Linked DNA regions of Homo sapiens: region 1 is linked to region 2. A link is a loop called in an ENCODE intact Hi-C map of the cell type or tissue named here. Cell type or tissue: GM12878. All regions are shown on one strand.

The links. Hi-C counts contacts between places; a loop is a spot of excess contacts. Peaks named below come from ENCODE experiments on the same cell type or tissue, not always from the same donor. Only the 100,000 strongest peaks of a DNase experiment are listed, where the experiment ranks them.
Region 1: it touches region 2 in a loop (2.6-fold over the local background); 2 of 110 quality-filtered maps call a loop at or near these places.

Annotation. Positions count from the first base shown.
Region 1 is chr7:8,131,643-8,136,642 of GRCh38, forward strand. The region is part of intron 12 of ICA1 (islet cell autoantigen 1); the gene reads right to left. Among named protein-coding and RNA genes, the nearest start is that of ICA1, 130 kb to the right of the region's middle. RefSeq lists a silencer at 2,022-2,071 and an enhancer at 2,782-2,911. In GM12878, no CTCF peak of the experiment used is centred here; DNase peaks (open chromatin) are centred at 669 and 2,809; H3K4me3 peaks cover 776 bases; H3K27ac peaks cover 4,117 bases.
Region 2 is chr7:7,917,774-7,922,773 of GRCh38, forward strand. LOC124901586 (a long non-coding RNA gene) reads right to left here. Exons shown (of 4, transcript XR_007060206.1): 2 at 2,364-2,522. Among named protein-coding and RNA genes, the nearest start is that of GLCCI1-DT, 48 kb to the right of the region's middle. RefSeq lists an enhancer at 2,804-2,853. In GM12878, no CTCF peak of the experiment used is centred here; DNase peaks (open chromatin) are centred at 1,588, 1,842 and 2,948; H3K4me3 peaks cover 432 bases; H3K27ac peaks cover 1,416 bases.

The sequences.
Region 1 (5,000 bases), 210 kb after region 2:
CCTCCCAATTATTGCACTGATAATTAAGATGCTTAAAATTATTACACATAACACGTAAGAAAAATCTAACTACAAGTAGAAAAGGACGGGTTCAGGTCTGTAACCAGACAAGTTGAGACTTGAGAAATAGCTCTATAGTCAGTTGGCTCTTGAGAATCATGCTATCATTTTCTTTGAAAAAAATTCAACTCAACTGAGAGATAATGGAGACACATGCAGAGATGTGATAAGCTCTTTGGGAGAAACTCTAGTAAGAAACTCCCAACTGGAGTCAGGGCTTCCACCCATGCAGATGTGGACTGCTTCTGGGTTATGGTGCCCCAATCCTGCTTTTGTGTTAAAGGATGAACAAGGGTTGAGGATCTCTCAGGTGCCAAACCCACAGATGCTACACCAAGTTCCCTTCACTCTCTTGCAGGCTCCCAAGTCTCTGTGTTTACTTGCTTACCAGATAACCTAACTACAGACACTGCTGCAAAAATAAGAGCCAACAGACATGACGTACTCACATCCTCACCTGTCTCCAACTCCGTGACCTTGCAGGCATTGCCTCTCCTTTCTAAGATAAGCCCTCTCTATGCCCTCCCCTCCTTCCTGAAGCCTGCTCTGTTCCCACCATTATTCAGATCCAGCACCTTTAGTCTTTCATTTTCCAATGCTTCCTTCCCCTAGCCGCAGGAGATGTGTGCCTATCTCAACAATAATCAGCCTTCACTTGATGTTGCTCTCCACCCTCCCCTCACACTTTCAAGTTACTGTTCTGGTTTCTTCTTCCTTCCACAACCACATACTCTACTTTGGCTCTACTCTTTTCTCAGCTGCCTGTAATTAAGTTCCTGCCCCCACCCTATACTGAAATAGCTCTCTTGAAGGTCAGCAGTGAGATCCTCATTGCCAGTTCTGAGGCTCTTTTCCCAGGCCTTTACCTGTACAGCATCATTTGTACCACTGCCCAGCCTGGAAATGCTGCTATCTCCTGGGAGTCCCCATGAGGCGGCTCTCTCGGATGACCTCCCATCTCCCTGACAGTACCTTCTCCACTGCCTCCTCCTATTCTGGCTGCCCTTAAGGTTTCATCCCAAACCATCATACCTTCCCTACATTCTCTATAGAAGATCTTTTCTATTCTTAGGGTTCCAATGTCACCTCAGAAGGTTCTCCAATCTCTACCTCCAATTCCAAGTTCTTTCTGGAACTCCATTTGCAAATTCCTGTCTGGGAGCCCTTCTGGGTTTGCCCATTGGTGAAGCTGCTGGTGCTCCATAGAGGAACCCTCTTACTGTGTATCTTTGCTTAGTCTGTGTTATGGTTTGCATATCTGTCCCTTCCAAAACTCATGCTGATATTTAAACCCTAGTGCGGCAGCTTGAGAGGTGCGGCCTTTAAGAGGTGATTGGGTCATGAGGGCTCTGCCCTCACAAATGGGTTAACCCATTCATGGATTAATGAATTAATGGATTATCATGGGAGTGGGATTGGTAGCTTCTATAAGAAGAGGAACAGAGACCTGAGGGAGCACATTCGGCCCCCTCACTATGTGATGCCCTAAGCCGCCTTAGGACTCAGCAAAAAAGGCCCTCACCAGATGTGTCCCCTCAGAATTGGACATTTTAGCCCCTATAACTCTAAGAAATAAATTCCATTTCTTTCTTTTCTTTTCTTGTTTTTTCTTTATAGAGTCTCACTCTGTCATCCAGGCTGGAGTGCAGTGGTGCAACCATAGCACTCCAGGCTTGAATGCCTTCTGAGTAGCTGGGACTACAGGCACATGCCACCATGCCTGGCTAACTTTTAAAACTTTTGTAGAGATAGGGTTTTACTTTGTTGCCCTCTTGGTCTCAAGTGATCCTCCTGCCTTGATCTCCCAAAGTGCTAGGATTACAGGCATGAGCCCTTTTCCTTATAAATTATCCAGGTGCCAGTATTCTGTTTTATAAGCAACAGAAAGCAAAGTTAGACAGGCTGGCTGTGAGATTACTCATTTACTCAAAGGCCTTCAGTGGCTCCCTGACTACTGGCTAAAGTAACACTCTGTCTAGTGGTATTCAGGATGTCTGCAGTCAAGCACGAATGCAGCCCTTTCAGCTACCCATCAATATAGCCATCTGGAAAGCCTTCATTCAATTTGGCAAAACTTCTCTACTTGCCATTGCTCAAACATATTCTGGGAACCTGATGATTTGTCCCAGTGAGAAAAATCATACTTTTTTTTTTTTTTTTTTTTGCAACCAATAGGAATCTTAGAGATCATCTCCTCTAACTCACTTTACAGATAAGGAAAAAGACCCAGGTTAAATAACCTACCCAATGACACAAAATTTATTAGTTACAGACAATCTTGCTAGGGACCCCAACTCACAGTCAAGGTGTTTTCTCACTGTAGCACTCTGCTTTTACTTCAGAACCTATTAAGGATCTCATGTATAAATTAATATTTAAGCTTTTGTAAAGTGTTGAGGGTTTCTAAGGTCAGATGGCTCCACTGGCAGCCAGGCACCATGCAGGCACCGTGGCAGAAAGGCTGAGATGACAGATCCATTCAGCATGTTTGCCCTGTACTGCCCAAGTTTTCAAAAATAAAAACCCTATGCCCCTGGGAGAACATTCCCTAGGAGAACTGATCCTGAACCAATGAGCAATATCTGTGTGAAAACTCACATAGAGAGGAAGCTCTTTTAAGTTTAGACACGGTGTGGGAAATTGGTGACAGCTCACTCAGGTGGTATTTTTGAACTCATACTGAGTTTCATGACCTCAGCATAAATTAGAACACAGAAGATGGAAGGAAACATAACTACATAGACCGAAAACGAGAGCACAGAAAAGCTGGCAGATAAATGTCACTTAATTTACCTTCATCTGCGTGTGAAACAGGAAGACTCCATCTCTCTGGTTTTCTCCCTCGTCCCCACTCTGGACATTATGACTAATCGTAAAGGCCACACGCTTGCAGTACAGATGAAAAACCCCAAACACCAACACTATCCTCACATCGCCCAAAGAGAGTAGGGGGAAGATAGGGAGGAAAACACCTTACGAAAATGGCTAACAAGAAAAACATATTCTATATTATAACAAACTGTACTTGTTTGGAACTCAAGAACACTGCTTCTAAGAACTTCGCTCTGATGAAAAATGATATAGATTATAATAAGAACAGAGAGAGGAAAAACAACTCCTACTCCCTGAAAAACAAAACAAAACAAAAAACAAACAACAAACCAACAGCACTGGACCCTGAGTAGGCACTAAAAAAAAAAAATTCTTGTTCATGATCCCTAAGCTTGCTACTCCATTTCACCAGTAGATGTTAGAAGACAAGTAATCTTACTGAAAAACATAAAACCTAGGGCAGGGATAAATATTTATAGACTCTTTATAGAATTTTTTTTATTTTTTTTTGAGACAGAGTGTTACTCTGTTGCCTAGACTGGAGTGCAGTGGTGCAATCTCGGTTCACTGCAACCTCCGCCTCCCGGGTTCAAGCGATTCTTCTGCCTCAGCCTCCAGAGTAGCTGGGATTACAGATGCCCATCACCAGGCCTGGCTAATTTTTGGATTTTTAGTAGAGACAGGGTTTCATTATGTTGGCAAGGCTGGTCTCGAACTCTTGACCTCAAGTGATCCGCCCATCTTGTCCTCCCAAAGTGCTGGGATTACAAGTGTGAGCCACCGCGCCCGGCCAGAATCTTTATAGAAATCTTTATAAGGGTAAATCTATAGAGAGCACTACAGGCTACAGGATGATCAGCTAAGAACAGTATTTGGTTAAAAAAAAAAATGTACCAAAGCCAGCAGTACATCCCAGGATGCTGAGGAAGACAGAGAGGAGGGAAAGTTCATGAGAAAAGAGAAGGCGCTTTTTAGAACTTGCCACTTCGTATGCGAGGAAGCAGTCAGATCCCTAGTCAGTAATATATGGACAACTGCAGGAGACAATTCTGAGTGACTCAGGAGGAACTCAGAGGTAAACATGTATGACTGCTGTGGGCTAAAAGTTTTCACCCACACCTATGGTACCTACTGAATGAGCTATTATTCTGACATGTGACCACAATTTAGAATCACAAGTCTAGAAGTAGTAACCAAGGAGGTAGCAGGAGATAAACATTTTATTTAGAATATAGACAATTAAAATTGTTTTAATTGGCTTAGTCTTGTCCTGGAGAGGGATCTTTTGGGTAAGGCCAACTTATGAGACTTAGGTGAGTTGAATTCATTGAACTGTCTTCTGCTTTGTAACACCACTTTTTTGTTCAGGTATCTGCTATTCATTTTTCTTGGCCCAATTTTGGGAAACACAAAGATTTCTCCATGTTATAATTAACGAATTGAGGTCAGATTGCCACATGTGGTCATAAGGCAGTTTGAGAGCCACTTTCACGTGTCTCAAAATGTCACTAACTTTTTTACTTAAAATAGTTTTATAAACTGTGGTCAAATATTGGTTTTCCATTATATTAGCTATTTAGTAGGAGAAAGCCAATGTCATTACGACACTGAATGGGGGTGATTTTCTGGGCAATGGCTCTTTGAGAATCGTTGCTGTTGTCACGAGCGGTCTGCTTTTTGATAACATTGTACCACGGCTTAGCCATTACTTGTCTAACAGAATTACCACAGGGAGTGAACCGGCCCCCAAGCAGCAGGGTGCTAGAGCTTATCGTCCCCAAGTCCTATAAAGTCAGCCATCCCTGGATTAAGCTCTTTTTATTTCTTGACTGTTTAATGTCGTGCATATTGTAATCAGCATTTTAATTCAGGATTTGGGCCTTCCAGCAGTTTTCCAAAGGGCACACATTTTGAAGTCAACAAATTAATGAGTGTTCTTTTCTTCAGTCACCACAAGTTCTCTGTGCACTGAGAGAATATTTTTATTCTACCGACCACGTTAATATTTAAGCCGACGCTACCCTGTGGGTTGACAACATAGAAGCAGAGGCAGACAGTGGGGCAGCCCTGCTCATGCCTGAAGAAGGGCTGTGTGGGTTGGCAGTGAG
Region 2 (5,000 bases):
TAGCAAAAAAAATTGATGACTCAGGAGGGAGTAGTAATATTTGATCAAAATGCTGCTTAAGGAGACAAGAAGAACAGATCCAGAACATAGGTAGGATTCACCTTCTTTAATGTCCCTCTTTGTCTGAATCCAGATGGAAGGAGGTGTAAGAACAGGTGGTGGATAGGTGCTCACATCCTATAGCTATCATTAATAATGAAATGTTAAAATCACAACTCTCTCAAGTAACTGCCACCACCATTTGGCATTGTTCTTCTAAAGATCGGAGACTACAATAATGGCAGCAAAAGGTCCCAGCAGTTAACAACTCTGTTTCATAAATAATTTCAAACTACTCTGTGATGCAGAGTGCTGTGTAGATGCCTGTTGGGGTTTGGCCCCTGATTCCTTTATGAGCCAAGAAGAGTCAATGTACTCTCTCTATAATAGATGTTGGCAGTAAAATGCCCACCTGTGTCAAGCAAATTGATTTGTCAAAAGCACCATCTGATAAATTTGTCGATTTACAGAGAAGGCAGGAGCTTTATGGGAAGTGCATTAACTCTTTGGGGCCCTTGGGGCAACAGAACTAAATCATTGCTGCAGTACTAAATGATTTCTCTAATGGCCCCAAAAGTAAATGCGTCCCCCAAAATCTCAGATGTTCCCAGGTGGTCATTCACCCTCTGAGACTTAAAATGATTACAAATACTTTTCAAGAGCTATATCGGTGGCCCAGTTCTCACTTTGCAGATAGGGGAACTGAAGTTCATTCTAGGCCAGTTAGTAACAGTTTAGAGTAGATACTAGCCAGCTTAAGTGGCCAGCTAATAATTAGCATTGCTGCTCTGACACCAATAGATATTCCAGTGATCATCTCAGTAAATATTTGTCATTTGAAGTGTAACTGCTCACAGTAAAAATACTCCATATTCATTCCCACAGAGTAGACAATTAGCTCCAATAAGATTGACTTATTGAATGTCCTTTTGCAAAAATTTTATTTTAGTTGTGGCTTTTTTTGTTGTTGTTAGATGGTTGTCAATTGTAGAAATAGAAATGAAAACTCAATAAAGAAGATAGGAAAACTTTGTGATAGATGCTGGAAGTAGGTCTCAAATTTCATGAGCAAGTTTATTAAGCTCATACACTGAAGACATTGGGTCATCTTTGGAGGTGTTGCTTAACAAGCCATGAGTGTTTCAGAGCTGAAGGGGGCCTTGAAAGCCTTAACTCAAGAGTGCTTATTTTACAAATGAAAAAATTGTCTCTAAAGTGGCCCAGCCAGGCCTTTTGCCTTAAGCTTGCAAAGTGAGAAAACCTGTTTACATAAAGACAACACAGAATGGGGGTCAGGGACTCCCAAGACTTGAAGACTAGTGGCCACAGAAAGGGGGAGAAAGCATTGTACATGGTTATTATTATTATCCAGATTGATTGTAAAAAGGCCCACCAATTCTTGGGCCTCTTCCCTCAAAAGGAAAAGACAACACATACACACACATGCACACATACACACACACACACACACTCACCTACACACATAAAGCAAAATTAGTTACCAAATGATAAGCATGTAAAACTTGAGGCAAAGAAGTTCTATTCTGGGCTTATCCACCTCTAACCTCAAAGCTTACTTGCATGGCTAACAGCTTTTAGGAACTTCATGACCAGATACTCAATTGTAAATTTCTCTAGAAAGAAAAAAATAAAAGCTACAATAACAAAATGTACTCTGTAAGCACAGTTGAACCTTGAATATTTTTGATGTTGCTTCCCAGTGTATTATGAATGTGTTATTATAAGGTTTACATAGAAGAGCAATGATCTGTGTAATTTCTTGCCTAAAATGGTAGTCTTTTGGTCAGTTGACCAAGAATGAGAACAGCTTAGGGTTCTGGGATTGCATGGAATGAGACATTGGTTTTGTTTGTTTCGTTTTATCTTGTCATTGGCGATTAGATTTAGGACATAAGTGCCAAAATAGGCCATTTTAATCAACATTGGGACTTCCCTGTTAAAATCTTGGCTGAGTTCAGTGAGTTTCACAAACACATAAAAAGCAAGCTTAAATACTGGCAGAGGGTGGCCTGAAAAGGAAATTCAGCTTTCTTGCTGAATATTATTATTAATCAAAATAAGTATAAGGATCAAATAATTATAATTGCATTAAACTCTTTGGGGACTTGAGACTTCTGTCATTTCTATAAACTAAGAATAGCTATTATTGAATTCACTTATGAATCACAATTCCTTACACTTATTTGTCATCTTACACATCACAAAATGCTTTCACCTGTTATGATTTGGTTTGATGTTCACAGTGCAAATGTGCAGGACAGGTATTATTAGCCCCGTTTAATAGATGAGTGAGTTGAACTTACGAATGGTCAAGAGCTCTTTCCATAGGCAACATTGCCTCTAAGATCCTCTTAGCTGTCCCTTTGTGATGAATAATCACTTCTTTGCTCAAGGAAGAACTAGGCCTTCAAAGGTTGCTGTCATTTTATATAAATGTTGACTGAAGGTGTGCACAACCTGACCTGGAAATACAAGAAGTATGTCATTGACATATCTTTATGATATTCAAGCAGGTTACCTTTTTTCTACCAATAATAATTGAAATAAATTAAAGAGAGTACAGATTAAACATATGTTTTCAATTGATGGTGGGAATGTAAAGAGGCTCTTAATGAATTTGTTAACGGCTGTTTCCATTTTGCTCAATGCTCGGTTATCAATGCCAATGAGTTTTGGACTTTGATCATAATAACATTTACCTGTTTCTTTAAAAGCTGTTTTTTTTTTCATACTGAAGGTTACCCTAGTTGCATAGTGCACTTTTGCCAGCCTGATGACGCTTCTGAATGCCTCCAGACCAGTGCTCCCTAAGAATCTGTAAACTATTCTTTTCATGCCAGCTGTTGTGCTCCTTTTATTCCCCCAATTTGCATATGGTGCTTTACTGAACAAGAGAGTTTTTCTTTCGGTTTCACCCAATGCAGGTGTGCAGTCATTCTGTGAGAGCTTTTGTAATTGGCTATGTAAATTATCTCTCAGGTCCAAGGGCCAAAAATATAGTTTTTCATAAAGACAATAAAAAACCACAATATTTATATTTTATTTTTTTTCAGTCTTCTGAGAAAATCTTTCTGCCAGTAGCAACATCACAAACGGCATCAGTCATTGTGGGAAGAGTTGGCAATTATTTTTCTAGCTGGTGTAGGTTCGTAGAAAACAAAAATTTTCAAAAACCATAAATACGTAATAAAATGTATTGGCTTACTTTGCTTTCTGGAAAAGCCCACCAAAATTTCTTTTTTGTATTTACTTTTAAAATCTTCCCAGATACTTAAGAATTCCTGGACTCTATATCCTCTCAGCCACTGTTTTTTATTTTCTCCTGCAGTCATTTTCTATAATATGCACTTATCTCAGACTCAGAACACCAAACTGAAATAGGTGGAAAATTTTTCTTTTTTCCTCAGTTATATTTATGTGTACGGATGCTAATTGGGGTAAAATGAAGGTACTGTGAATCTTCAGACATTATAGAAGATCTGGGCTTGTCAAAATTTAAGTGCCCTTAACCTTTATTAAGTATTGTAACCAGAAGTCCTACAGATATATAAAAGGTCAAATATTTATCATGTGTACAAATCTGACCCCAATAATAATAGATTATTTATCCTACAGCTCTTTTAAAATGTCAAAAATCATATCACATCTCATATAAAGAAAATATGTGATTTTCATGAAAACTAATTTCATTAATTATTCAGATGTCACTAGCCACCAAATTTTAGATGATTTTGGACTTAATTCCTTCTCAATAAACATAAAATAAATTAAACTTTTATTGATATGAACTATTGCTTTACTCCAAATTTTCACAGTCCTTAAATAAAAATATAAAGCAGGAACTCAGACATTTTCGCCAAATGGCTCCTTTCACCCTTAAGCTTTGTTCAAAGTTTTGGCCAATTCTATGAAAGCCCCAAAAAATAAAAAATAAAAACTTTCTCTGCTCTGTCCTTAAAAACTTAGTTTCCAAGTTAAAGTTTATAATCACGTTAAAGTCACTTGACTTTTAATGTTTACATTTTATAGAAAGAAAAAGGAGTATTTGAGTTGGCTTCTAGTAGGTTCCAAATGAGGCAGAGTAGAGCCTTAAATTTCTTGTAATGATCAGAAGGCAATGCATCCTTTTTATTATGTGGTAATCTGTTGGCTGAGTTCAGATTGCCAACCTCTCTGTACCCTGCTTTGGTTGACTAGTTGGCTCACTCCTCTGGATGTTACATAATAGCCTGTGCTGGTAGAGAAGGGGACTCAGACACCAACTTTAGGCTCAGACTGACTTGAGAGAGCCATAGTCTCAATTGGCTTTGCAGAAAAAAAGTCATGTTGTACCATAGACATGAGCAGTTTTTCTAAATTCTGTCATTTTAAATATGTCTTCTGGTCACTTCTCTTAGTTCTCTATTGATCAGGCCACTGGAGAAACATAAGGATTTTTACAAAGTGTTTGTCTTTCCAGGAGACCGCATTCCGGATATGAAAGTATCTAATCCCCACACACTTTCCTAAAGATGGTGCTAAGTCATCTTCCCTCACTCATTCTTGCTGGAGCTCACTCCCATGTTCCTTTTGTAGGTGGCATCTATTTCTTATCCACTGTAAATTGTGCCAACCTGCTTTCTTCAGCAGATTGTTGGTGCTAAATAAATGGTGTGATTTGTAGTAATAATGGTGATGATAATGACTCTTAAAACACCTAACTAATCCCAGTGAACTCTCAGTGATGTTTAGGCTGTGGAACACATGGTTGACTAACAGTGATAATGACTGAAAACGAGGTGATAAATTGCTATGCAGATTGTTGATGGCCTATAATTGCCTTAAAAGGGGGATATTTTATAACAGACTAATCCCATTTAAATAAATGTGTGTGTAGCATTTTAGATATATAGGACTGTATCTGTATTTTTTAATAATAACCAGCTCCCTAAAATACAAGA